Regions from separate parts of the Homo sapiens genome. Here region 1 is linked to region 2. The links are chromatin contacts, found by Hi-C or POLR2A ChIA-PET in ENCODE. All regions are on one chromosome and are shown on one strand. The core of a region is the stretch at or near the end of the contact, and the rest is flanking DNA. Distances in the headings are between cores, read along the strand shown.

Evidence for each region. A loop is a pair of places that touch in the nucleus more often than their neighbours do. ChIA-PET counts read pairs that join two places held with the same protein, here RNA polymerase II (POLR2A). Pooled maps may share reads with other maps.
Region 1: a loop to region 2 is called in a map of PC-3, with 6 times the contacts of the local background. The contact joins the promoter of LINC02749 here to the promoter of TRIM21 in region 2. A Hi-C loop is called at or near these places in 13 of 168 maps with a recorded cell type or tissue (GM12878, IMR-90, OCI-LY7 and 10 more), 18 of 37 single-sample maps with no recorded cell type and 34 of 50 pooled maps. POLR2A ChIA-PET finds 5 or more read pairs at or near these places in 5 of 52 experiments (CD4-positive, alpha-beta T cell, HEK293, WTC11 and 2 more).

What each region holds. Positions count from the first base shown.
Region 1 is chr11:4,185,777-4,188,476 of GRCh38, reverse strand. LINC02749 (long intergenic non-protein coding RNA 2749) reads right to left here and starts at 1,325. Exons shown (of 2, transcript NR_047550.1): 1 at 1,273-1,325. RefSeq lists a silencer at 641-830.
Region 2 is chr11:4,392,266-4,394,965 of GRCh38, reverse strand. TRIM21 (tripartite motif containing 21) reads left to right here and starts at 1,264. Exons shown (of 7, transcript NM_003141.4): 1 at 1,264-1,333. RefSeq lists enhancers at 1,084-1,143, 1,164-1,373.

The DNA.
Region 1 (2,700 bases), core at 76-2,575, 210 kb after region 2:
AGAGGGGGCACAGTATAAAGGGGTGAGGACCCGGGTATTGAGTAAAGATGAGCTATTTGCAGGCAGGTAGCATCAGAGCTTTCTGGGCCAAAGCAATAACGATACAACAAAAAGGAAAGGCAGGCAGCAGATCCTGCACAGTTTGGGCCAAAGGGACCTCACAAGCACAGCCCTGCTCTATTACGCAGTGAGCGCACGCTCCCACCAGGCCTGGTGGGCACAGCAGCTGAGGCTCCCTTTCTCAGGAAAGAGAGGCTATTCAGAGAGCTACTGCACTGCCTGAGACCCTCGGCTACTTCCACAGATGCCGCTAACAAGTGAAAGTAGACTTTAGGATGCTGCTTTCATAGTTAAGGATTAATTGGGTTTAAGGCTAGAACTGGAATTGGTCATTGAGTTTTAAAGACTGTTGCCAGATAATAAAGTTGAAAAATACGAAGCATCCAAAAATCTGAACGCCCAAGACCTTTTCCTACAGCTCTATCAGCCTCAGAGCACTCCTTCAAGATTTCATTGCTATTAAAATAGCTGAGTGAGGAAGAATCAGGACCAGCGCGGCTCCGCAGTCCCTCCCTACTGGCTCCCCGCCCACTAACTTGCAGATCAACTGTGCTTTCCTCGTTGGCACCCACCCCAGCCCCCGCTCAGGCCCCGGCAATGAGACCAGCGAGCGGCGGTCAGAGTGGCGCACCCGCGCTCGACTGCTGCTGTCGGCCCCGCCGGGCTCATTCAGTGGACTCGGGCGCCCCCGTGAGGCCGCGGGTGGGCGGCGCACCTAGCTAGTGCGCCCTGGGTCCCGGCGGCAAATCCTCGCGGCCTGGCACTCACTTGCGCGCCATCTGGACTGCCGCCCTCTTCCCCCGAGCCTCGTCAGCGCCCGGCGGATCGGCTGTTTGCTAGGTCGCCGGGGTCCCTAGGGCCGAGTCGGCGGTGGCCGGCCAAGCAGAGCTAACGAGACCCTTGGGAGGGCAGCTGCGGCAGCCGGGCCATGGCAACTTGTCGCGCTGCCGCCGCCGCCGCGGCCGCCGCAGTGTAGGCTCGGCAGTGCCCCCAGGCCCCGCACCAGCCCGCGACCTGCTCCGCCGCCGCCCTTCTCCCAGTCCCTGCCCCGCTGTCAGCGGAGGCCCCCACGAGCTCTACACTGAGCGCCTCCCCGCACTGCCCCGCGGCGAAGTCGCCGTAGAGGAAGACCGGGCTGGGGGCAAAGGGGCGTCAGCCCTGCCCACTCCCAGTGCCATCCCCGAACGCGCCCTCCCCGGCCCCTCCAAAAACCTGGGTGTGGCCGTCCCCTGCCTGGGGCCCTCATTGAACCGAGGCCTCATCCATCTTTAAAAGGGAATGGGGAGGGAAGGGAAAGAGCCAGTCGCCCTCTGGCGCCCAGCCTGGGATGTGAGGGTGCTCCACTGACACACTAAAGTGAAGGGCCCCGGAGCTACCTACTGAGCTCCCCATCTGGGTGGGGAAAATAATGGTGTTATTTCATAGGGGTGTCACGGCGATAATAATCTAACGTTTATTGTCCATTTGCCAGGAATTAGGCTGTGTACGTTACTCCAGTGACCTCATTTAGTTCTTACAACACTGATGGCCCCATCATGAGTGTACGTTTATTCCCATTTTACATATGGGAAAACTGAGGCCTAGATTCATATGACTTGACCTGAAGGCACACAGCCAGTGACAAAGCCAAAGCTCTTTACCCCAGTGTTTTCTCTTTTTTAATTATTTTTGGTACAGACAGGGTCTCTCTATGTTGCCCAGGCTGGTCTCAAAGTCCTGGTCTCAAGTGATCCTCCCACTTAGCCTCCCAAAGCACTAGAATTATAGGCATGAGCCACCACGCCCGGCCTACCCCAGTGTTTGAGAAAGTGTCTTCCAGGAGTCACAACTCCTCAGAACAAAGGATTTCATGGCCCAATAATTTGGGGAAACACTGCATGTTGTACTTCCCTCTGCTTTTGTGGGGTCTGACAACGTTTAGTGAGCTTGAGTCTCTCCAAGAAGAAAAGTGTTTAACTTGGTTTGATTCAGTGTTTTCCAAACTTATTTGAACAGAGAACACTTTTAAAAAAGACATCCCACAGGATGCTAATAAGAATGTCTTTTTAAAAAGTGTTTTCTGTGTACACTTTTAGACACACTTGTCTCCTCAGTCTCAGATGAAACAATAGCTGTGGGAGTCTTTGTATCCTAAAAAGTGCTGTAAAACTATGAGGGCATGTTTTATTGTTGCTAGTGTTATCATAATCATCTTCATTATTTTTAGGAATTCTGTCTGTAGCCTCCTGGGACTCCACTCTGTGGTGCTGAATAAGAATAACTAACATTTACTGAGCGTTGCCTATGTGCCAAGCACTGTTCTAAGTGCCTTCCGTATATTAACTAATTTATTCCTTAAAGCTACCCAGGTATTATGGCCATCTGAGGAAAAAAGACACAGAATCTGAGGATCCTATGAGTAATAGATGTAAAATCCTTAAAAGAAAGCCCTTACAAGTGCTACGCAAGTGCTTGCCATTATCATTATCCCCATTGCACAGAGGAGGAAACTGAGGCACAGAGCAGTTAAGTGACTTGCTCTAGACCACACTAATAGTAAGTGAGTTGGAACCCAGGCAGCCAGGGGCAGGGCCTGTCCTGGTACCCACTGTGGTATCCTGCCTCTGTACCAGCCACGGAAAGGAAACCCCAGGTTTGCAC
Region 2 (2,700 bases), core at 15-2,514:
ATCAAAGAGATATCTGCACTCCCATGTTTATCGCAGCACTATTCACAATAGCCAAGATTTGGAAGCAACGTAAGTGTCCATCAACAGATAAATGGATAAGGAAAGTGTGGTACACATACACAATGGAGCACTATTCAGCCATAAAAAGAAGGAGAACCTTTCATTTGCTACAAGATGGATGGAATTGGGGATTATTATGTTAAGTAAAATAAACCAAACACAGGCAAACAAACAAATTGTTATGTTCTCACTTATTTGTGGGAGTTAAAAATTAAAACAATCCAACTCATGAAGATAGAGAGGATGATGGTTACCAAAGGCTGGGAAGGGTAGTGGGGAATGATTAATGGGTTCAAAAATACATGAGAGAGAATGAATAAGATCTAGTATTTTATAGCATAACAAGGTGAATACAGTCAATGATAATTTATCATTTTAAAATAACTAAAAGCATATAACTGGATTGTATATAACACAAATGATAAGTGCTTGAGGTGATGGATAGATACCCCACTTACCCTGATATGATTATTACGGATTGTATGCTCTACCTGTATCAAAATATTTCATGTACCCCACAAATATATACACCTACTATAGACACACAAGATTGAAAATTAAAAAAATTACTTTGGTAAATTTTATGTTCTATATTTTTACGATTAAAAATAAAAATAATATAACCTGAGAATGTCCCTAGCTCAGTGACAAGAACACAGTTGGTTGTCAAATGTCAATTTCCTTCTCACCACTCACTGGTGGGACACTCACCTTGGGGTCATGCGAAATAAATCACTCACCTGCAGGCGTTAAAAAATATTAGTCACATCAGTCACATGAAAATAATTAGCTTCTGGAAGTAAGCAGATGGTGGCACGCGAGGAAGAGCACCGGCCACTCTTCTCTGCATCAAAACTTCCTTAAAAGCATCTTCCAGACATGGACATAGCGTCTAGGTGTGGAGTGATGACCAGTGTCAAAGAAAGCAGCCCGGACTCCCCCGTCTTGTAGATATTTTACCAAATCAGATAATGAAGACATGGGAGGGAGCGCGCAACCAGGACCACGGGCTACTGAGTTTCCACTCCTTCCCAGTCTCAGAGAAGCCTCCTGGGCATGCAGAGCCTCTGAAGCCTCCCCCAGCTCAACTCTGACTTCTCTTCTCAGCCGCATTTCTCCACACACCCTTTCAAGGCTCTGCTCCTCCCACTGCTCCTCCCTCACTCCTCCCACGGCTCCTCCTCCTCCCTCCCCTTTCCTCTCAGACTTGCTTCTGAGCGGAAACTGAAAGTGAAATAGGGAGCTGGCTACCAGCGTTGAGTCCCCTGTAAAGGTGAGTGAACCCCACTAGATCAAGGGACCCCTGCCCTCCTAGGGGACCTCTCTCCCCTGCCCCAGGGTTGCAGAGCCCCTTCCAGTCTCCATCCTTGAGCCGGTCCCATTTGCCCCTTCTCCCACCAGGGATCCCTCAACCCAAGACCAGCTGCGCTTCCGGTGCTGGCCCCCTGCTTGGGAGGAGGCTGGGGTGTGGACCTGACTGCCGAGTTACCCAGAAGGGGAAGGGGCCCGGCTGCCCCCTACCTGGGAGGAGGCTGGGTTGTGGACGTGACTGTGGAGTTACCCAGAAGGGGAAGGGGCCCGGCTGCCCCCATGCTGGCACCTGACCTAGGATGACGGCTGGGTGTGGCTGGGATAGCCAGGACTACAGCCTAGCCAGGAGGGTAGGGAGCCCAGTGTCGGGGAGGTCTGCAATTCTGGAGACTCCCAGGTCCAAAAGTCCTCCAGAGGTGAGAGGGGCAGGCTGTTTAGGATGTTCAACCAGAAATGTATAGGCCTTCAGAATTATTCTTTGTCCTAGAATAAGTGTTGTCAGGAACTAAACTAAGTTTGGAGCAGCTGAGAAAAGAGCCCAGGGAGTGCTGGCCACGGTTCCTGTTACTCTGTGTGTATACATACATATACACCTACATACATATATGCAACTGACTTCCGCCGTTATAGGAGGGATTAATGAAGATATATTCAAAGCATGAAGTATCTCTGGCACATGGAAGGTACATGGTAAAAAGTAGCTATAATTTCTCAGCAACATGGAGGCCTGTTGGTACCCGACAGGAGATGGATGAGCACTGAGGGTTTAAGCAGGAATGGACATGATGAGAGTAGAACTGTCAACAGCTTTATGAGGTTCTTGCCAATTTTCATTCCCTCTTTTAGGGACTCAGTTTCTCCTTCTGTCTCACTGGATCAATGGACCAAACAATGGAGGAGTTCTTGTTATTCAGAACAGGAATAAACTTATTCAACAAACTGTTTGATCGGTGCAAAAGTAATTACTGTTTTTGACATTAATTGTTTTGCCATTAATTTTATGCCTTGTTTTGTTTTGTTTTGTTTTTGAGAGGGAGTCTCGCCGTGTCACCCAGGCTGGAGTGCAATGGCACAATCTTGGCTCACTGCAACCTCTGCCTCCCAGGTTCAAGCAATTCTCCTGCCTCAGCCTCCCAAGTAGCTGGGATTACAGGTGCCCACCACCACTCCCAGCTAATTTTTGTATTTTTAGTAGAGACAGGGTTTTACCATATTGGTCAGGCTGGTCTTGAACTCCTGACCTAAGGTGATCCACCCACCTCGGCCTCCCAAAGTGCTGGGATTACAGGTGTGAGCCACCGTGCCTGACCCATTATTTTTATTCTTATT